Linked DNA regions of Mus musculus: region 1 is linked to region 2. The links are chromatin loops, found by intact Hi-C in ENCODE. Cell type or tissue: heart. All regions are shown on one strand.

Region 1 (8,000 bases), 280 kb after region 2:
GTATGCTAGTTCAGAGGACAGCTTTAAAGAATCAGCCTTCTCCTTCCACCATGGGAGGCCTAGGGATTGAACTTAGGACGCTGGGCTTGGCATTGGGTAGTTGCTTTTCTCCACCATGTATGTTCCAGGGGCTGGAAACAAGTGGTCAGTCTCAGATGTAAGTGCCTTTACTGAGCCAGGTCATTGACACTTCTGGGCCAGGAAATGGGGTGATGACCAGATACATTCATGTAATCGTATACGATGTAATTATAAATTCCAACGTTGCCGCAAGGTAAAGGTCTGTGAGACATTGACATCAATTTTTTTTTTTTTTTTTTTTTTTTTTTTGAGACAGGGTTTCTCTATAGCCCTGGCTGTCCTGGAACTCACTTTGTAGACCAGGCTGGCCTCGAACTCAGAAATCTGCCTGCCTCTGCCTCCCGAGTGCTGGAATTAAAGGCGTGTGCCACCATGCCCGGCAACATCAAATATTCTTTTATGATGTCCAAGTGATGGCCAATCGGTCAGTTTCTCCTGTTCACTTTTAAAAATTATGTTTATGTGTTTGTGTAAGTTCCTATGGATATAGATATGAGCATGCCATGTGTGTAAGTTTCTATGGGTGTAGGTTTGAGCAGCCACAGCACCCGTGTGGAGGTCAGAAGACACCTCATGGGAGTCATTTATCTCCTGCTAGGAGGGTTCAAGGACAGAACTCATCAGGCTTGGTGGTGACAAGGGCCTCTACCCACTGAGCCACCTTGCTGGCCTGGATGTGTCAGTGTCTTGTAGTGACTCTGGCCATCGTCACAATGATGCTTTTGAGTCAGGCTCATCTTGCCTCAGATTTCCTACTGTTTCATGTTTTCTACTAGAAATCTATTTGAAAGGCCTCGTGACCTTTTCCCTTTTTATTTTAGTTTTGTTGAAAGAGGATTTTGTTATGTAGCCTGGAACTGAGTACATCGACCAGGCTGATCTTGTTTACAGTGATCCTCCTGCCTCTGCTCCCCAAGCCCTAGGAGTACCAGCATGCACCACCATTGACATCAGCCAGTTTCCCTTGACTTAGCATCGGCTTGCTACGTCTACCTTCATCTCCTCCTTTCGTCTTGTCTTCCCCAACATGTGAGTGCTGCTTTGATTTCTAATGCTGCTTTTGAGATTTGTTGGAACCACACAGCAAGTCAAGGTTGTGCCTGTTTTCCTCCACATAGTAGTGTGTGGCTCCACATAGTGTGGCTCCACATGGTGTGGCTCGTCCTTGCTGCCACACAGACTTGTGGTTTGCTCTCTTTCGTGGCTGCCTAGTGCTCCATTCTACAGATTAATGTGACAACTGCTGGTTATTCAATTATCAGATGATTATCTGGGTATAGGTGAGGTACAAGGGACTAAACAAGCCACCCAAAAAGAAAAAAAAAAAAAAACAACAATTTTACATAGATTATAGAGCTGCCTCCCACCAAACTCATTCATCCTGAACAGAGCTGAGCCTGAGATCTTAGCGGTACATACGCACCCAGATAGGTCTTGCAGAGTCCTTGCACTTTAGCCCAGGAGAATTCTTTCCTGTTTTGCTTTGTAGAAATATCTAAAGTTTTCTCTGGCAGCCTGATTCTCAGCAAATCACTGGAAGCCAAAGATGCTCTCAGATGCAGACACACGGACGGCAAGAAATATGTTAATAATTAACACCTAGGAAAATCATAACCCGTGTTTGCAAAAAAGGCAGATGCAGAAATGCAAGTCCAGACCATACTGCCCTGGGCAAGCCTGATCCCTTCCCAGTCTGGAGTGAGTCTCTTAAGGGACAAAGCAGCCAATTGTGGGTGACTGAGACAACTGTGGGTGGCTGCCTGTGGCAGCCAGCAGAGTCATGTGAGGACTATGTGCTAAAGCAACAACTTGCCAGGCTGTGGTGGTGCACACCTCTAATCCCAGCACTTGGGAGGTAAAAGCAAGCAGATCTCTGAGTTCAAGGCCAGCCTGGTTTACAGAGTGAGTTCCAAAACAGCTAGGGATACATAGAGAAACTTGACTTGAAAGGAAAAAAAAAAAAAAAAAGCAACAACTGAATTATATACACCTTATTATATTTACTGTGGCCAGGGATCATCCACATTTTGAGAATGATTTAATAAAATGGTTAAAAACAAAACAAAGTGGCAAGTTAGGACATCTTAGAGCAAGGCAGGGGGCTGGGAGATCTGTGGCTAGTCTTCCAATCAATGTGTGTTCCTGAGCATGGTGACAGGTCACCCATGGTGACTCAGAGCAGGCAAGCGCACAGTCCTGCAAAGGAACAACACGGAGGCTCTGGGAAACCCACAGCTAGCGTCACACTCGACAGTGCACGCTTTTGCCCGTAGTCAAGAACAAGACCAAACTGTGTGGTTTCATCACCTGTTTCCTGTTGTGCGTTGCCCTGGTGCTGTTTGTACTTTGATGCTAATTCTGCTTCCTCAAGAGGGACTGGCTCAAGGAGTGGATCACGCCCTCTGGTGATTTCAGGCAAACCTTCTGCCCATTTTATAAAGCAAATCAAGGCGAGAGCCTGTGATTGGGCAGTGGATGGGAAAGGTGGGGCTGGAGGTTTTAGAGAGGGAGAGAGAGAAAGGAGGAAGGGAAGATGAGGAGAGAGAGAAGAGAGAGGAGAGAGAGGAGGATAGAGGAAGAGAGGTGGAAGGAAGATGGAGCAGAACCACGTGGCCTACAGGAACGGAAAGTAGCAAAGGATTTCCCACCTGGGGCGTGAAGTAGTGTAGTGTTCAACTGTTGAAACGCCACCTATTCTCCACAAGGCTTTGCTTGACGCAGTTGCTTTTCTGCCTGCTTCAGCTTCTACATGGAGGGTGCCAGCAGTACATCATTCAAGTTAGACATTTTTATTAGCAGCCATAAAGGCCACAAAGAGGTGGACACTATGGGTGAGAGACAGGCTTTCACGTGTCAGTTTCAATTTCTGTTGCCATTGGGAGGTCCTGAGCCTACCTTCTGCTCAGGAAAGATTGTCAATCATAGATGGCAACTCAAAAAGTTTAGGCACACGCTTGGGGAAAGGAATAAAGAAGAGAATAGCATTTGAAGGAGGCACCACCTACTCTGTCCTTTGCTTCTGCTAGATACAAAGGATGCGAGCTCTCCTGTTCCAAGTTTAATCTACCGATCCTCTTTAGGCTGTTCATTAAATGTGAAAGTCCTTCTTTTCATGGAAGCAGATTTCACCGGGCACCTCTGGAGGCCACGAGCTATAATGAAGCCAGCACCCAACGTTAACTACAATGCCCTCTGGTGGCTTGAAGTATTTTCCTTAGTTACAACAGTAAAATTAAACAAAACAAAAGCTCAGAAAACAACCATAACCACCATAAAAGTCCCAGCACTCGGGCAGTTTTCCCTCTTAAAAGGAAGCTCTTCTATAAAGTCGGAAATCATAATTGTAAAACTCCTTAGTATGTATAACCTTCGTGACCACACATCTTTCTACACAGGCTCATTACCAAACACATGGATCAGAGATGAGTAGGTGAGAAAGAGGGGTTGAGACAGCTCAGTTAGAACGTTTGCCTGGCACACCCGAAGCCCTCTGTTCCCCAGCACCATGTAAACAAGGCGTAGGCGTGGTCATGGTCGACCCAACAGTAACTCCAGTACTTCAGAGGGTGAGGGAGGCGGAGCCAAAGTTCAAGGTTATTCTTGACTTTCTGTTGCCATGACAAAACACCATGACCAAGGCAACTTGGAAAAGAAGGGCTTTCGTTAGCCTTAATTCAGCCCTGGGGAGGGGATGGGGAGGGAATTGGAGTTCACCATGGCAGAGCAAAGGCACAGAGGGAGGGACAGATAAGAGCTCACATCTTGATCCAAGAGCAGGAGACAGGGAACATACTGAAAATGCGGAGACTTTTGAAACCTTGAAGCCTGGCCCCAGGGACTCCCTCCCTCCAACAAGGGCACACCTAATCCTTCCCAAACAGTTCCACCAACTGGAGACCAAGAATTCACGCCTGTGAGCCTATGGGAGACAGTCTCGGTCAGATCACCACAGTGAGTTTGAGGCTAGCCTGGGGCACCTGTGGAGAAGTTGGTGGTGGTGGGGCAGTATAATGAAGAATCCCAACAGGAAGAAATTGCAATCTAACAAAGTCACGTGACATGGGTAGTTGTGCAGACCGGTGGAAGCAAAGCTCAAAAGGCAGAAGTGTGGGAAGTACAGGGGCTTTGGGCTCTGCAGGATTCAGTAAAGACACACATAAGGTCCTGGGACACCAACGTAAGCAGGTGGTGCCTAATGAACGGTAGCTACTGTTATGACCTAGTTTAGTAGACAGACAGTCTCCAGTCTCAGCTACTCCCACTGGGTGAGAACTTTCAGCTACTGATCGTTGTAGCATTTATACCCTCTGCAGGATCGTTGGGGAGAGCAAAGCCACATAGTACACACAGCCCAGCCCTCAGTCCTGCACCTTTCTACCCATTCCTCTTACAGTGGGATTTCTCCTGCAGATCCGCAAGCAGACATGAAGAGAGGATGTCCACACTGCTCAGTGAGGGACACTGAATGCAAATGAGTCATCAGGGAAGTGGGAGGTGCAGGCCCAGGGCACCCCAGGCACGGGCTTCTGTCTTCTCTGCATTGTATGCTGCAGGCCAGTCCAGTTGACCTGGTGAGACCCTGTCTTAAAAACTACAAACCTCTGCCTGGCAGTGTGGCACATGCCTTTAATCCCAGCACTTGGGAGGTGGGGGCAGGTAGATTTCTGAGGCCAGCCTGGTCTATAGAGCAAGTTCCAGGATAGCTGGGGCTACACAGAGAGACCCTGTCTTGAAAAACAAAAATCAAAACTAAACAAAGCAAACCATAACAAAAACACAAAACCCCTACAACCCCCCTCACACCAGAATGGCCAGCCCGGCCAAGGACGATGGTTACAGGAAACCTAAGCTGGTTTTGCGGGTTGATCTTATATAGGGAAAACGAAACAGTCCATGTTACACTTAATTTAAAATTTTAATTACTTGATGAGCTCAAGGACATCATCATCTTATTAGACTCAATTCTAAGTGTAAACAAGCCGGTTAAGAAACATGGGGTTGCGGACTGGCTCTTCCCTCGGTGCAGGAAGTGGTCCAGAGCTCTTTCCTCTCCTCTATTCAACCTCCTCTCAATGCTCAGGCCTAGGCTGGAAGGCTTCTGGGTTTGGTTCAGATTCATGTAGAGAAAATTTCTAACTGACAAACACTCTCCACTTCCTCCGTCAGACAAGCCTCCACCTAACCGCTCGCAGCTCGGTGTGTTCCCAGGGCAAACTTCACCTTCTCACCTCAAAGTCCATGACAGAGTTAGCTCCTGCCTCTCAAGCTAACAGTGATGTAGTGGCTGGGGAGGAGGCTGGGGAATTAAGAGACCTGACTGCTGTTCCAGAGGACCTGGGTTCAATTCCCAGCATCTACTCAGTACCTCACGACCTTCTAGAACTCCATCCAGTTCTAGTGATTTGATGCCCTCTTCTGGCCTCAGTGTGCACAGGGTATATAGACAAACACACAACCCAAGCACCTATACACACACATAATAATAATAATAATAATAATAATAATAATAATAAAATTAAGGCAGGTGGTGGTGGCACAGGCCTTTAGTTCCAGCACTCAAGAGGCAGAGGCAAGCAGATTTCTGAGTCTGAGGCCAACTTGATCTACAGAGGAGGTTCTAAGACAGCCAAGGCTATACAGAGAAAACCTGACTTGAAAAACCAGAAAAAAATCCTCTCTCTCACTCTCTCTCTCTGTCTCTCTGTCTGTGTGTGTGTGAGTGAGTGTGTGCACGAACAAACATGCACACATGGGCACACACATGTATTCTTGCATGTGCACATGCCACATGTGTGCAGTGTCCATATACACAAAAGCCAAAAGAGAGCACTGGACCCCCGGAGCTGGAGTTATGTGTGGCTATGGGCTGCCCAGTGTAGGTGCTGGGAGCTGAACTCAGGGCCTCTGGAAGAGCAGCAAATTCTCTTAGCCACTGAGCCATCGCTCCAACCCCACAAAATGACTTGAACGTTTACAAAACATTTTTTCATCAAACTTCTCTGCGGAAGCAGTCTAAGCTGTAGTCGTCTGTCTGACTCCCACACTGAATAATGAATTAGAAGGGCAGAGCCTGAATATTATTCATCTCTCCAGTCCCAGAAACTGGCAAGGCACTTGCATATGGCAAATAATTTAAAAAAAACTGGTTTTTTAAATACACGAGCAGAGCATTAGTCTCAAAACCAGAACCGACAATGTGATAAAGCCCTCCATATGGCACCCACAGGGACTACTCACTGGCTGGCCATCCACTCTACGAACGGGCTCCAGACTCTAAAACAAACAAGGATGAGATACACCCGGAGCAGCCAGCATCTGGCACAGGGTAGCTGCCTATAAAGCAAAAATCTAATGAGTGTTTAAAGGTTGAATAAAAGCAAACTGAAGCCATGCGATGCTGTGTGCATGTAATCCCTGCCCCTGGAAGGCAGAGGCAGGGGGATCAAGTATCTTAAGTCAGTCTAAGCTATATGGAGACTCTGTCTCAAAAAGTATGAACTAATTAAAGAAAGCTGAAAGCTGAAAACACCACAGTACAGTAAAAATGTAAACTCTGTGTATGTGTGTGCACATGTGTGTGTGTATGTGTGTACATGCAGGTGAGCGTGGAGGCCAAGAAGTCAAGAAGTGCTAGGTGTCTTTCTCAGTCTCTCTCCCCCTTATTTTCTGAGAAAACAGGCATATGCCACTGTACCTTGGTTGTCATAGGACTTCTGGGGACCTGGACTTCTGGCTCTCTTACCCAATGAGCCATCTCCTTAACTACAATGGAAAGGCCCTTTAATTAAGATAGATTCAAATGGAAAGCAATCCGCTTCATCTTCAGCCAGAAGCAGTCCACACCACGGGTGTGTGAGATGGCTCTGACCACCTGAGTTCAGTCCCAGGTCCCACACAGTGGAAGGAGTGAAGGACATATTGCTCTCTGGCCTCCACAACATGCACACTGCCTACCCAAGGAGGCCAGAAGAGGGCCTGGGACTAGAGTTACAGACAGTTGTGAGCCAGCATGTGGGTACTGAGAGTCAAATGGGTCCTCTAGAAGAGTAACCAGTGCTCTAAATCGCTGAGCCATCTCTTCAGCCCCATACACCGTATTTTACTAATATTCACCACAAGCTCCCTCTCACCTCCACCTATCTACTCTGCCCCAACTTCATTTCTTTTAGTTTAAGGCCAACCTGGTCTACATAGCAAGACCCTGACTCAAAGACAACAGTAACAAACAAAAAGCCCCAGAAGAAAACAAACAAAAGAAGACAGAAACCTAAAAAAATACCAACCATAGCTTCTCAGCTAGGGGTCGGGGCTGATGAATCCCTCCCCATACCATGTTAGCATGTTGGACTGGATCCGTCTTCTGTGAGTGCAGTGATCTTGCTACCTCCAAAACCAGTTTCCCTCTGGTCCTCTCCAACTTTCTAACCTTTCTATCCCTTCTTCCCTGCTAGTCTCTGAGCTTCAGTGTATATATGTGTATAGTGCGAGTATATGTGTGTGTGCATGCATGTGTGTGTGTGTGTGTGTGTGTGTGTGTGTGTGTGTGTGATATAGACATTCCATTTGTGTCTGAGCACTCCAGTCACTTATTCTTGCACTTTGACCAGGACAAGGTCTAAGAACTGCACTGGCCTGTGGATTCAGAGGTGAGACTGTGCAGGGAGATTTGATATGATGACCACTGTTTTGTTTTTGTGGGTCAGGCGCTCCATTACTGAGCTGTACTCCCAGCCCTTTAGAAAAGGTTTCTTTTAAATTACGTATATGTGCGTGTCTCTGCGTGTGAGCATGTGCACGCATGCTCAAGTGTCCAAAGATGGGCTGGAGTCACAGGCAGTTATATAAGCTGTCAGTCGTGGGTTCAAGGAACCAGGTTTAGATGCTTTCTCTGCAAGAGCAGTGCACGTTCTTAACCTCCG
Region 2 (8,000 bases):
ACACATCAGCTTGCAGCTGCATCTCTCAGGCCACCGCTGTATGTATTTAAAACTTAATACTTACACTACTTAAAATCAGAAAACAAGACAGTCACCTATTTCATGTCAGCAGAGCAGTGAGTCTGCTGTCTCCAGCCCTTCTTTCATGGAGTTTGGTTCTGCAGAGGAGTAATCACTGTGGATGCAATTTTATGTCCTGTTTCAAAAACCTCGCATTGCGTGATCTCAAGAGTCTTTTCAATTCAGTCTGAATGACTGCCAAATGCAATACTAATTTTGATACATGGTGTCAGAGCTCTAGTTCCTTAAAGTCCCATGTCCTCATTTCTGCATTCATCAGATGCTGGGAGAACTACACCACTCCCTCAGCAGCACCGAGCCCCCGCCGCTGAAGGCTAATTCTGAGGCTCCTCGCCTCTGCAACGGCCTACGAAAGGAGAGGACAGGATGGGCCAGGGTCGGAAAGAAGTTACTGTGGCACATCATTTACAGCAGAGATCAGCCTGGTTCTCATGCTGCTGGCTGTGGCCCCAGGACCCTGTGGCCTGAGCCTAAAGATGCAGAAAGCAGCTGCGGGGTCTGGGTACATCAGCCCATCTGTAGCGAGCAGAGGGCAGGTGCTGGGAGAACCCACCAGAGAGGCTACTCCCATTCAAATACACCTCTCGTCTCAATGGGTCTGAGTCATGGCTTTTATAACAAACAGTCAATCTTCCAGGGATGTCCACTGGCTCGGGCCTGGCTACCCACAAGCTACTAAGGAGAACCAGTCTGCTCCTGGTGCAGAAGGTAAAGAAAGGACTTTTAGCTGATGCCACTGAAGGCAGGCACTGCTGGGGCTGGAAAACACAAGCAGCTGATGGTCACCCAAAGCTGCATCCAAGAGCTCCTGTGGGACCTGGGCCGCAGCCACCAGGGATGCGTCTCCCGAGATGCTGTCTGAACTGGAGTCACAGACGTGGGGAGCTGTGGCATGACTGGGATCGCATGCGGAGCTTTCCCGCCGCACACGCGCAGGCCACGCTCTTACTCAGATGCAGAACTAACAACTTTTCTCATTGCTATCACTGAGTAAGGCAAGCTATGCTGCGACCAGTCCAATACACTCACTTTTCATATCTAATTAAGACAGTTCAGTGCATGCTTAACTATTAAGCCCAGTATTGTAATTTTGACATCATCTGTGAACAGATGTGCAAGATATGCACTTGTTAGATGAATATATTTACCGCATGTGAGGAAATAAAATTATTTTGCATATATAACCAAACATATATATGGTTATATACATATATACATATACATGGTTGCTGAAATGGACTTTAGTGTGATCCCCAGGACCTGCATGATGAAAGGAGAGAACTCTTTTTTTTTTTTTTTTTTTTTTTTTTAAAAGATTTATTTATTTATTATATATAAGTACACTGTAGCTGTCTTCAGACACACCAGAAGAGGGCGTCAGATCTCGTTACGGATGGTTGTGAGCCACCATGTGGTTGCTGGGATTTGAACTCCAGACCTTTGGAAGAGCAGTCGGGTGCTCTTACCCACTGAGCCATCTCACCAGCCCAGGAGAGAACTCTTGTAAGTTGTTTTCTGATCTCGAGTGCGCGCGCGCGCGCACACACACACACACACACACACACACACACACACACACACGAAATGTAATAAGTCTGGGCTCCACAGACCTAGGTTTGAGTTCCAGCTTTACTGCTTTCTAGCTGGACAGATTAGCTAGCTTCTGCTGCATCTAGAAACCATGGTGTACACCAGGAGGTGAGTGGAGCACACGCCTTTAATCCTAACACTCAGGAGGCAGGCGGATCTCTGAGTTGGAGGCCAGCCTGGTCTAAAGAGTGAGTTCCAGGACAGCCAGGGCTACACAGAGAAACCTTGTCTCAAAAACCAAACCAAACCAAAAACCAAGGACAGCTGCATCTAACTTGTGAGGGTTCCTGTGTGGATAAATACAAAATGAGCTCAACCTCACACCCTCACACACACACACACACACACACACACACACACACACACACAGCTATGCTCAGTAAGACAGTGGTGTCTAACCAGGGCCCACTGTACTCGGAGCTAATCTGCCTGGCTGCAAATGCTGACCTTACTCCCCGCTGGGCCTTCTCTGTCTCCAAGCAAATGGAAGTAAGCAAGCAAATGGTTTGTTACTGCTTCTGTTTCTCAGTTTCCCACCCTGATTTCCGCTCTTCCTACTCCCTAAGAGTTAATCTTGATTTTCTATAGAGAAAAAAGCAGTCCAGTGGGGGCACTAGGGGAACCATAAGCTGCTCCCTCCCCGTCTCCACCCACAGCAAGCACAGGACATTGCTGGGGAGGGGGGAGTAGAGGGAACTGAAAAGGAGGGGACAAGGCTGCAACTACAGTGCTTCAGCAGAAAGTGTGGCTTTTGCACGCCAGGTCTGCTTTACAAGGGCAGAAGTGGATGCTGGCTGCTTTGGGGCAGGTGGAGATGGAGGTTCCCTGGAGCCCATAGGCTGTGGGCAGTGTGCTCTCGAGTGGAGCAGCCATGGGCAGGACTGGTGCAGATCACCTACGTGAGCCTAAATGGAGTCGGTGGAGGGAAGATGAGACGTCTTTAGGCCAGGTTTGGGGAGGGAGCTCTGGTGACCTTCACAAGGCCTCCAAGGTACTAAAAAGAGAGTCTCACTCTGTCTATATTCTACCAGGGAGAGTGGCTGGGGGGGGGAGGGGAGAAACAGGAAAGGCCAAGGTTTTATAGTAGAAACCTAGAGTAGAGCTACAAGGTGAGGGCTGACCCCAAAGCTGTGCTAGACTGGAAGGAAACGCAGTTGGCTGGTGCTGACGGTGTACTCTGCAGGTCGGGGGTGGGGGGTGGGGGTGAGGAGGGAGCCTTACCCTGGCCCGCTCCAGGCTTCTTCTCTGCTCATGAAATGCAGCGGGGCTTTTCAAAGCTGTTGAGAAAAGAACCATAAAAGAATTACATTTAGAGACTGAGGCTAGCTCTGTGCTGGAGTGCCTGCATGGCACAGGCAAGCCCCTGGGCTCAGTCCCAGAACCAAAACCCCAAACAGCAGCAGAACCCACCTCCTAGTGACACTCCATGTACAGCACTACCACTGCAGGCGAGAAATGCCACCTGGCACCCAACAAGCATGTGTCTTTATGGCTGGTCACTCTGAGACCCCTGGGGACAGCAGGACCTCTTGACCTTTGGCTCAGTGCTACACCATTCTCCATCCCACCAGTTAGCTCCATGACTGCCTGGCTTGGGCAGATCTGTGAGCTGCACCCACCACACTTTTTCTGTCTTATTAGAAATTGCAGTGGCCACATAGGGAGGTGAAAGCAGAGGCCCGACCCCTCACAGGGCAGCATCTTTGCTCAGCCGGGACTAACGGCTTGGTTAGAATGACTCTCAGGTTTATCTTTGAGAACTATGAAAATTTCAGTCATTGTTGGCTGACCCTCGTGAAAGCTGGGTCCCATTCTGGGGTCTGCTGAGCTTCTGTCACTAATGGTAAGCCCGGCCACAGCTCCTCTGCAAATGCAGCATGAGCACTCCAAGTCTCTTGTAAGGCGACACATGACAACTTAAGACGCCGGGGAGGACAGGGGGCGTGTGGCTCCCTTCGCTAGGGAGCAATGGCAGTAGGTGAGAAGCATGTGAGGCTGTGGTCGGTTTCAGTTCTGCTGCCCAAGGCTGCAGACAGTGTGAGACTGTGTGCAAAGATAACCTTCCAGGCCTGTGGTGGGAGCCACTAAAAGTAGCAAGACACAGATAGGACCTATCCTGCCTGGCCTCTGTGCTTCCGCCCCTCCATTCCCAGGGGTGGGCCTCCTGGGAGCATGCTCAGAGGAGCTTCACCATCCTGGCAGCAGTTTTGTTTAGATTAAAGACAATGTTAAAAATAGTAATAATAGGAGAGAAAACGGTAAGGCCATGTGAGCCCTTCCATTTTCTGACAGCAGGGGGAGCTCTAGACTCAGCAGACACCCTCAAGACAAACCAGTACAGGTTCTCTCCTCAACCTGCACAGCTAGAGAACCCATTCAGGGAACCGCCCAGGCTGCCCCAAGGGAAGGAAGCCCGCCCTCATTCCTGGTTCCACTGTGCAAGAATGCACTGGACCAAAGTTGGCTTTCAGGGCCTGGAAGCAGGAGTGTGGTCTGAGAGTGACAGGCTAGCACCACTCCCTCCCACAACGCTGGGACAACAAGCCCACAGGAGCATGCCCCATCTCTCTCACACAACACAGGAGCATGCCACATCTCTCTCTCTCTCTCTCTCACACAACACAGGAGCATGCCACATCTCTCTCTCTCACAACACAGGAGCATGCCACATCTCTCTCTCTCACATAACACAGGAGCATGCCACATCTCTCTCTCTCACACAACACAGGAGCATGCCACATCTCTCTCCTTCTCACAACACAGGAGCATGCCACATCTCTCTCTCACACAACACAAGAGCATGCCACATCTCTCTCTCTCTCACAACACAGGAGTATGCCACATCTCTCTCTCACACAACAGAGCCGCCCTATAGTCACTCATTCAGTAAGCTGCTATCGGGTGTCTGTAAGAGGGTTCTATGTGGTCAGCAAGAGGGCTCTGTACTATAGCTTGAAACCTCAGGTTAACTGTCAGGTCCTAGAGTTCAGATTCAGAGTTAGAAACCTGGAAAAGTTCCTGTGTTGAAGGATCTGAGTCCCATTACAGGGTCCTAACAACTCTTGGGACAATTCAGCTTATGACTACTTTTTTGGAGACTGAGACTCTGCCCACCTCCTGGAACAAAGACTCCCATCACTGGGGCTAGAGAGATGGCTCAGCAGTTACTTCAGGCAGCTCGTGATAGTCGATCACCCCAGCTTCAGGGGACCCAATGTCCCTGCTACTAGCTTCTGAGGCATCTACATGCATGTACACGCATCTACACACACAAACTCCCTCTCCCTTTCTCTCCCTTATTAATTAATTTTTCCAAACAGGGTTTCTCTGTTTAGCCATGGCCACACTGGGAATAGCTCTGTAGTCCAGGCTGGCCTTGAACTCAGAGATCTACTTGGCTTTGCCTCCCAAGTGCTGCAATTAAAGGTGTGCGCCACCACTGCCCAGCCAACTCTATTTTGAAAGAATCAGGCTGAGTGCGGTGATGCACACCTTTTATCCCAGCACTCGGGAGGCAGAGGCAGGAGGGTCTCTACGAGTTCTAGGGCAGCTTGGTCTACAATGAGTTCCAGGATAGTCAAGGTTATGTAGAGAGACCCTGCCAACATACTAATAAATAAGAACAAAACCCAAAAAGCACGCACCCACTGTCTCATGGGATGCACTGCTGCCACAAGCGCGGCTTAGCCAAGTCACTAGCTTATTCTCTCGGGCTGGCTGGGCCTGGCTGCAGACACAGATGATTGTCTAAGCCCTGGCTACCTGAACATCCTATCCTTGCAACCCCAGGGGTAATGACAAACCCGGCTTCCGGAAGCATGTCTCACAGCACAGACAGCCTGACACAGGGGTGGTTCATCTTTATGTACCAATGACAGCTGCCACCACTGCATGACGGTGAGAGGTCAAAGGGCCATGGTGGATACAGATTCTGAACCCACTGACCTAAGGGCATCTCTCACTCCAGCAAGACAGAAAATGATACCCACTGAATGCTTGCTTATATGGCAGGGATTGGGTCAGATTGGGTTTGTTGTTTTTGGTTTTGTTTTCCCAGATGTGGTCTCAATGAATTCTTTTTTTTTTTTTTTTGCTGCATACATGACTTACAGTTGTCTATCCTTTTTTTTTTTTTCAGTTTTTTTTAATTAGGTATTTTCCTCATTTACATTTTCAATGCTATCCCAAAGGTCCCCCATACCCACCCCCCCAATCCCCTACCCACCCACTCCCCCTTTTTGGCCCTGGCGTTCCCCTGTACTGGGGCATATAAAGTTTGCAAGTCCAATGGGCCTCTCTTTGCAGTGATGGCCGACTAGGCCATCTTTTGATACATATGCTCAATGAATTCTTGTGGCCTAAGCTACATTCAAACTCAGGACGATCTTCGGCCTCAGCTCAAAAGTGCTGGGGTCACAGGCTGTAGCACCGTGCCCAGCTGCTAGCTCAGATATTCGAACACGCTAGCTAATTTAGCATTTTACCTAAGGAGGGCTGCAGAGAAGGCTTGTTGAGTAGAGCACTTGCCACGCATGTGTAAGTCCAGCCTTCAACACCCATGTGAGTGCAGGCCTATGAGCACTCTCTAACCGCAGTGCCCTATGGTGAGCTGGGGGGTAGAGACAGGAGAGGCTCACAGGCCGGGTGGCCTGGTGCACAGTGGCAAACAAGAGGTAATCTTGCTTCCAGGTGAGTGGCTCTCAGCCTGTGGGTCATAACTGACCCCCTTGGGGGATGTTGAAAACTCTTTCACAGGGGTCTCCTAATATTTACAAAACAGTTCATAACAGAAGCAAAATTACAGTTATGAAGCAGCAATGGAAATGGTTTTATGGCTGTGGGTTGCAACACGAGAAACTGAATTAAAGGGCCACAGCATCAGAAGGGTTAGGAGCCACTGCTCCAGGTGAAAGGGGAGGCCAATGCATGAGGTTGTCCTCTCGTGTGTACCTGCACACACAGGAGCACACATGCCTGCGATAGGTAATGTTCCATTTAATAGGCTCAGAAGAGTTAGAAAAAACTAGAAACTAGAAAATGGTTACAACCTAATTCTGTTATTCTGAAGAGAGGTCTTTCTGCTTCTCTGACTTAGTTTCTCAACTTCTTCAAAAAAACAAAGAACTTCGATTGGTGCAGGGTGAAGGTGGGGTGTTATGTCAAGGTTGCACCAATCAGATGTACTAGTTAGATGTAGACCTGACTGTGGGCCACGTGGAAAGGCAGGCTTGACCACAGCCACAAGCAAGGGTACAGGCACACAGAAGAAGGACTTACAGACCCATCTGAGAGACTCCAGGGCTTTCAGACCCAGAAGACTGTAGCGTGAAAACTAGGGCTTGCTCACTGTGGAGCAGCCGTACACTAGACAGGCCAGGATGGATGAGGCGAGGGCAGAAGAGTGAGGAATGACCCGGAGAACTCACGATAGCAATGACAAAGTCCTATCCGTTTATAACAACGACATCTTGGTCCCTAAGGACCGTTCCAGTTTTATATGATGAAACCAACACTGGCTGAGCAGCAGTGACCATGGAGGGTGGATCCCTCCCAGGCAGTCATCCGCCTCCCCTTCTTCCTTCAACTAACACTGTGCAGCATGTTGGTCCTTTGGCCCATGGCAGCCTAGCTAAGGTTGCTCTCTCTCTCTGCCATTCTGAATTCTACTTCCTGACAACAGGCGTGGCCCTTTCAATCGCCCTTTCTGCCAGGCAGGCGGAGGAGAGGGCAACCGCTCCTCCTTCAGGCCTGTGAGGACTTCCAGCCACCATGTACCAGGCCCACGTGGGAGGGGTCAGAGTCCCTGGGGTTGAGGCTGGGCAGCTATTGTGTTTGTCCAGCCAGCTTTGTTAAAGCACACTAGAGTGTGACTTGGTGACGGAGAAGTAAGATGATGCAGGTAAAGCCCCAGGCTTTCTTGATGTAGGATCAAGTGGCACAGGAGAGCCCAAATCACCGACCTTCCTTCCATGGCAAGGAGACTAGACACAGGGAGGTAGAGAAAAGCTAAGATGGGTTTAAAAATCCTGGCCTTTGGTAGTCAGAAAGCACAGACTAAGTGTCCAGCCAGGAGGGATGCGCTCATCGTGGGGTCTATCCCTCCCTCCTTGCTGTCTTAAAGCTTTGCTGGGAAGGTCCAGGACATTACTCATCCCAAGTTCATGTTCTCAGAACTCCAGGAAGGCAGTCTCTGTGTGGAGAAGGCCCTTATGACCCATGTAGACACCAGAGTGTTAGGAATACATATTTCTGGTGGCAAGGGGCAGCTCTTGACCCGTTCTCCCCCCTAGGGACCTAGTGACCCTCTGAGCAAAGGCAAGTGTGCGGCT

Evidence for each region. A loop is a pair of places that touch in the nucleus more often than their neighbours do. Peaks named below come from ENCODE experiments on the same cell type or tissue, not always from the same donor. Only the 100,000 strongest peaks of a DNase experiment are listed, where the experiment ranks them.
Region 1: it touches region 2 in a loop (3-fold over the local background); 4 of 42 quality-filtered maps call a loop at or near these places.

Annotation. Positions count from the first base shown.
Region 1 is chr15:81,298,999-81,306,998 of GRCm38, forward strand. No RefSeq gene overlaps it. Among named protein-coding and RNA genes, the nearest start is that of Gm52179, 42 kb to the left of the region's middle. In heart, a CTCF peak has its summit at 3,272 (motif pointing left); no DNase peak of the experiment used is centred here.
Region 2 is chr15:81,023,770-81,031,769 of GRCm38, forward strand. Mrtfa (myocardin related transcription factor A) reads right to left here. Exons shown (of 14, transcript NM_001082536.2): 4 at 2,893-2,948. Among named protein-coding and RNA genes, the nearest start is that of Sgsm3, 50 kb to the left of the region's middle. In heart, no CTCF peak of the experiment used is centred here; DNase peaks (open chromatin) are centred at 3,332, 3,942 and 7,962; H3K27ac peaks cover 1,677 bases.